Linked DNA regions of Homo sapiens: region 1 is linked to region 2. A link is a contact called in ENCODE Hi-C data. All regions are on one chromosome and are shown on one strand. The core of a region is the stretch at or near the end of the contact, and the rest is flanking DNA. Distances in the headings are between cores, read along the strand shown.

What was found. Hi-C counts contacts between places; a loop is a spot of excess contacts on that map. Pooled maps may share reads with other maps.
Region 1: a map with no recorded cell type shows a loop between it and region 2 (36-fold over the local background). The contact joins two enhancer-like sites. A Hi-C loop is called at or near these places in 2 of 37 single-sample maps with no recorded cell type and 2 of 50 pooled maps.

Annotation. Positions count from the first base shown.
Region 1 is chr10:131,639,772-131,643,066 of GRCh38, reverse strand. No RefSeq gene overlaps it. Among named protein-coding and RNA genes, the nearest start is that of LINC01164, 150 kb to the left of the region's middle. RefSeq lists an enhancer at 1,362-1,511. Within about 2 kb of position 1,731, at least 2 of the 41 ENCODE cell types and tissues checked have a DNase peak (open chromatin) inside an H3K27ac peak, as active enhancers do.
Region 2 is chr10:125,063,612-125,066,998 of GRCh38, reverse strand. All of the region lies in intron 2 of CTBP2 (C-terminal binding protein 2), which reads left to right. Among named protein-coding and RNA genes, the nearest start is that of MIR4296, 32 kb to the right of the region's middle. Within about 2 kb of position 2,123, at least 15 of the 41 ENCODE cell types and tissues checked have a DNase peak (open chromatin) inside an H3K27ac peak, as active enhancers do.

The DNA.
Region 1 (3,295 bases), core at 482-2,981, 6.6 Mb before region 2:
AACCCACAGAACAAATGCAAACCCGGCTGTGAGTAGAGCTGCCCAGCAGGGCCCAACCTGGGTCAGGCTGAAGCACATGGGCCTGCAGAGCCATGCACACTAGAATGAAACCATCGTTGGAAGCCAGTGATGTTTTGAGACTGTTCACTGTGCAGCATTATTGTAGTAGCATTTGGCCAGTCCAGGAAATCACAGAACAGTCTACACGTGTGGTCCTGCATTTGTAAGAAAAGCTGCTATGTGTGGATCGAAATGATTCTTTCATATTTGTGCCTGCATATAATTATAGAATGACAAACAATAGAAAAAGAGTGTTTCTATTTCTAAAGGGGTGGTACAATTATGCAATATTTTTATTTGCTCTTTTATGGTTTCTTATAAACACGTAATTTGTGTACACTTTTTTTTAAAAAAAAACACATTCTTTGGGGAGAAATCATGAACTCTCCTTTAGCTATGCAAATATCTCTGAAATCATAACATTAAAACTTAAACCTCCATCAGGGAGGCACTTTCTAGAATACTCTCTAGATAGGGTAGTGGCCTTGCCTATTTTACTTCCCCATAACATAGCACATGGAAGTATCTGATAAATGTTCATTGAATTAAATCAAAGGCTATTCACATATTGCCACCCAACCTCTATTCCCTGAATACGGTTCTCAAAAATTATCAGGCTGACAGATTTTTATGTGAAATTCACCTATGATATTAGCCCTTTCCAATTCCAAAATGGCTCAATCAGAAAACATTGACTGAATCTATAAAATGCAAGGGTTAAGGTGAGTTTCTTCCACTGAGGGATGGTGGCAACTCTTCTTTCTTTGCTTGTTGGTTTCTTCTCAGTGACTTTTGATCTTAAGATGAGAGGCTGTGTTCCTGGCCACTGGTCCTACAGGGGGAGAAGCAGCAGGGTCTTGGCATTGGTAGCACAGCTCTGGTATAGTCTAGAAACAGGTGTCTTGCTCCCCTTGTCCAGTGAGACTGTGAGTGTGGGGGGGAAGGAGCTGAGACTTGTGGCCAAACAGCAGCACACTTCCGGCCACGTCTGCAAACATCTCGCATGTGCTGGTCCACGTGGCAGGTCTGTGGCTGCTGCTTTCTTAAATATCATACACCACACATAATTTTTGTTATTAATACATGATAGTGAGAAAAATAAAATATTGCACATTTCCATTATTTTTGCAAATTCCATGCTTTTGTTTATACTATTTTTGAGGGCACATTTCTTTCCTCCTTGGGGACATTTCTAGAAATTTACCACTCTAGTCTGTATAAGGATATAAGCCTTTGTGGCCCATGTATACAGATATAGGCCTTTCGAAGAAATTTATAAAAATACGCAGATTCGCCATATCCGGAAGTAGATTTGGATGATTTCAGCAGCAGCAAACATGAACAGGGCTGTGTTCCCACAAGGAAGTGGCTCCTGTGAGTCTTGTGGGAGCCCCTGGGGACTTCTGGTGCCCTTCTTTTTACTGCACTCCAGGCAGGGAGCTTTATGCTTGAACTGCTAATAGTTTTCTTTGAAAATCAACATTTCCGCATGTTCTGATTTGACCTGAGCACAACCTGAGCAGTGGTGTGGGGCCACGTGGTGCGGGTCTGGCTTTAGGTAAATATGGAACTCTGGTGTGTGTGTTTGCTCAGGCTTAACACATAGAGAGTGGGGCCCTCCACCTGCGGTGAACAGGAAATGCTGGGACACTCACAGAAAGTGACAAGCTTTCTAGAAATGAGCCTAGGGAACTCCCCTCCTGGGGTGACCTCAGCATATTTGACTCCTGACACAGCTTATGCTTTTGCTGTATCCCAGAGCTTTTTGCATGTTGTGTCTTTATTTTCGTTTGTTTCACAGTTCTTTCTTTCTTTATTAATTTCATTGTGTACCCAAAAGTCATTCAGGAGCAAGTTGTTTAGTTTCCTTGTACTTGTGTGGTTTTGAGAATTCCTCTTGGTATTGATTTCTAATTTTGCTCCACTGTGGTCTGAGAAAATGCTTGATGTGATTTCAGTTTTTTGGAATTCATTTAGACTTGCTTTATGACCGAGCATGTGGTCAACTGTAGAGAATGTTCCATGCAAAGAAGGGAAAAATGTATATTCTGTGGTTGTTGGATAGAGTATTCTGTAGATGTCTATTAGGTCCAATTGGTCATACATCTAGTTTAAGCCCAGAGTTTCTTTGCTAGTTTTCTGCCTTGAGGATGTGTGTAGTGCTGTCAGTGGGGTGTTGAAGTCCTCCACTATCATTGTAATACTGTCTATGTCTGTTCTTAGTTCTAGTAGTATTTGTTTTATAAAACTGGCTGCTTTGATGTTGGGTGACTAGATATGTAGGATGAACCCTTTATCCCTTTTTTATATTCTTTGTCTTTTTTTTTTTTTTTTTACTGTTATTGTTTTAAAGTCTGTTTTATCTGATATAAGAATAGCAACCCCTGCTCTTTCTGTTTTCCATTCGCATGGTAGATTCTTCTCCATACCCTTACTTCAATCCCCTGGGTGTCATTACATGTGACATGGGTCTCTTGAGGGCACCAGGAAGTTGGTCTTATTTTTTAAAATCCAGTTTGCCACTCATTTAGGCCATTTACATTCAAGGTTCGTATTGATATGTAAAGTTTTATTCCTGTCATAGTGTTGTTAGCTAGTTGCTTTGTAGTTTCAATTGGGTCATTGCTTTATGGAGTCTGTGAGCTTTGTACTTATATGTGCTTTTATGGTAGCAGTATTACTCTTTTGTTTTGTTTGCATGTTTAATACTTTTTTGAACATTTCTTGTAGATCCAGTGTGGTGGTGACAAATTCCCTTAGTGTTTGCTTGTCTGGGAAGTACTTCATTTCTCTTTTGTTTATGAAGCTTGGTTTGCCAGGATATGAAACTCTTGGCTGGATTTTTTTTTCTTTAAGAAGGCTAAAAATGGGACCTTAATCTCTTCTGGCTTGTAAGGTTTCTGCTGAGAAGTCCACTATTAGTCTGGTAGATTTTCCTCTATGTGTAATTTGTCCCTTTTCTCCAGCTGCCTTTAAGATTTTTTCTTTTGCATTGACCTTGGATGGTCTGAGGACTAAATGCTTTGGGGATGGTCTTGTACAGTATTTTTCAGGAGTTCGTTGAGTTTCTTGAATCTGGATGCCGACCTCTTGTGCAGGTTCCTTCTCATCAGTGGAAGCTGTTACCTCTTATTGTTGAACTTACTTTTGTTTGAATGGGATCCCCCCTCCAAGGGTGTGACTGTTGCCCCTGCTGGGTAGGGCCCTTTGGTTTTGGTTCTATATGATTTTAGGG
Region 2 (3,387 bases), core at 874-3,373:
ATACCTGGGCCTGGTGGTCAGGCGGGGACTTCAGGAATTCAGCAGCCTTGCCTGCGTTCAGCTGACCAAAGACTTTTCCATGGAGCTGGGAAGACTGCCCAGGGGAGATAGGAAGAGGCACGTCGCACACACTGGGCTTCCCTGGAGACTTCTGGATTCTCGAGTTCACCCTGAGGCATTTACTGATCGACACATGGGCTAGTTCCTTTTTTGTTACATTTTAAAATTCTGGTGAGGTCGTTCCATTTATGGATAAGAAACCCCCAGGTGTGAAGGGCTCAGGTGATGTACCCAGAGTCACACAGCTCACGAGTCAGTGGCAGGACTGGAGATTACACTGAAGGTTGGTGCACTGTGCTCCCTGGCTTCTGTGCAGGTGTCACCCTCCTCCACCAGGCAGACTTTGAGTCGTGCAAACAGAAAAGATGCTGCCCACACTTCAGGGCCATGCTTCCAGTCCCCGTGAGCTACCCCCAGCAGGCTCCTGTACGAAACATGACAGCACTTTCTAGGGTGCTTGGCCGTGCCTGCTTCCCCCGTTACATCTGCGCACCCTGCTTGCCTTCCGTTCCTGCCCTGCACTCACCTAGCATGGTGCATGCACCTGACTGCTTAGAAGGCACGGGACGTTCTGACTTGATGTTTTCCCGATTTCTCGCTGGTCCTGATGTTGGTAGCTCCATGTGACACAAAGCATTGAGTCTCTGGCTCTGCTGGGGTTAGGATTTGGGATGTGGCTTGGTAGAGGGGTGGCTGCCTGTGCCTAGCCATCGCCATGTTAACAGAAGCTGTGATGTAGGGGCTCATAGCTCACATCCCTCAGCCAAGAGCCACTGGTCACTCAGACGTTGTCCTGGGTGTTAGGACATCAGCCTGAGCATTAGAGGGAGTTCACCATCAAGAAGATGACGGCTTTTTTTTTTTGGCTAGAGTGCCATGGCACAATCAGGGCTCACTGTAACCTCTGCCTTCTGGGCTCAAGCGATCCTCCCACCTCAGCCACCTGGGTAGCTGGGATTACAGGCGCATGCCACCAAGCCAGGCTAATTTTTGTATTTTTCTTAGGACAGGGTTTCGCCATGTTGCCCAGGCTGGTCTCAAGCTATCCTAGGCTCAAGCTATCCGCCCACCTCAGCCTCCCAAAGTGTTGGGATTATAGGTGAGAGTCACCACACCCAGCCGATGATGGCATTTTTCTGATAGACTGGAAAGCCAGCTGAATGAAATAGCTAGAAGAGGACAGTGACCCTCAGCTTCTTCATATGGAGCACGAATGGATGTAAATTTAGTGGGATTTCTTTTCCACTGGGGCTGGCCACAAGAGCTGGCAGTGTGCTCCTACAGTGAGTCCCTCCTCTAACTTTACCTCCCACTTTCTCCCTCCGGCCCCCTTAGCTCTCAGCTCAGAGACCCACAAAAACAAATCCTGGGGAGCTGACTGCGCAGGATGTGGACTTGGTATTTCCCTGATACTGGCATTTGTTAGCCGGATCCTGCCTCTTCCCTTCGCCACCTCGCCTTCCCCAAAGCCCCTGCGGGCTTTGCTCTTCCTTCCCTTTATTTTGCTGAAGTTGACAGTCAGGTATGAGCTGCATTAAAATGTTGACTCATCCTTGGGTTGTTTTCAATTTTTTAAAAAGTGCACATTGAGAAAAGCACAGATTCATGTGTGCAGCACAGGAAATCATCACAAAGAGAACAAGGCTCTTGTTGGGGGCATTTGAGTTCAAGCAGAGTGCCCCAGTTGCAAGACTTCCATTTGGATCTGATGATGGCTGGACCTCCCTGGAAAGACTGGAACCTGAAGAGCCCAGTCAAAGAACAGTCTGTCAAGCAGCCCCTCCGCAACCACAGTTTTTGTGCAGAGTGGTTTGGGGAGCCCATGGAATGGGGACAGTACGATGTATTTTCTAGTGGCAAACATTTCATCATCAAGTGAGAGTTTCTTTGCTGGGCATTTCCTGTTCTGTGTGAAACAGTTGTGGTTACCTGTGGGTGTGTTTCAGATAATCATTAGAGCATATTCTCTGCTCGTTAAGCAGTAAAACCAGTGAGGTGGGGAAGCTTGTGAAACTGAAATCCCAAATATGCAAAACTTGGCAAGAAAGTAGAGAAGAGCCAGACCAGCTCTGAGCTAAGTCACCAAACCAGAAAGGTTTCATTCTTTGTCTTTTCTTCCTCTGTCTTTAACCACAAGCCTTGGGCTGAATCCCCACATCTCACTACACAGTCAGGGAAGCAGGGTCAAGGCTGACTGGGGACACTGGCGTGGCGGGAATGGGTGAAGTCTCCTGGGTGGATAGTCACCTCTCTGCCTTTTTTGAAACTAAACTTCTCTGATTTTTATTTCAAGTTGTCCTGAAGAACATGATTCTAAAACAGATTCAGAGCACGCACTCTGACTATAAATAGAACATAAGGCAAACTTGGACAATGGATTGTGGCACTTTTTTTTCATGTACCTGAAATTCTTAGAGTTGGGGCTCTCTTCCCTTGAGAAGTAGAACTGCTATTCTTCGGAGACCGATGGGTGACCTCAGCATTGTCCTCACCAAGAACGCTGTTTCCCCAGGGATTGCACCCCTCCCACCACAGTTATTTTTCTCTGAAGGCCTGAGTTTGGAAGAAGTACTTGCCTGTTCCCGTAATTATGGAAACCGGAAGGTAACTTACCTGTTTGTGCCTGGCCTAATTCAGATTAGAAAAAGATCAATCCATTGTTGTCTAATGGACAGGGGACAAATGATGAAGAAAACAGAAATAGCCCATAAAATGATAGGGATGTCCCGGCTCCCAGGCAAACTCTGGTGAAAACCGAGGAGACTATGGTGTTCCCTGAGGTATTCACCATCTAACTGTCTTCCACACCATATATATAAGCTGTTTATAAATTCTTTGTCCTGGCCAAAAATACAAAACCTACTGGCAGTGATTTATTTTTTTAATGCATTTTAAATAACTGGATTCCTATGTGGAATTGGAGTTGGATAATTAAATTACGATGGCCTCTAAAGTTGGGGTGCGGGGGGTTGAGGGCTTCAGCAGAGAGCACCCCTGGAAGGTGGCACTGCAGCCTGGGGGTGGGGGAAAACCGTGCCTGATGGAGTTGCTGCAGGGGTCCCTACACGGGGTGTCCACCCTTCTTGCCCAGACACCCTGTGGCTTTGAGAATCGCTGTGACATAGCCACGGGAGAGCTGTGTCTGCTTAATGCTTTTGTTTACTTTGGAAGTTTGTCCTACATGAATGAATTCGCAAAACTTACATTCCCCGTAAAGCTGTCACTGAGAGAAAACACAGCAATAACTCAGGTGATGTAGTTAAACCACCATTGAGTTTGCGCCATCCATGAGCTGATAAATCGTACAGCTTCATTTGGTAGGAATCA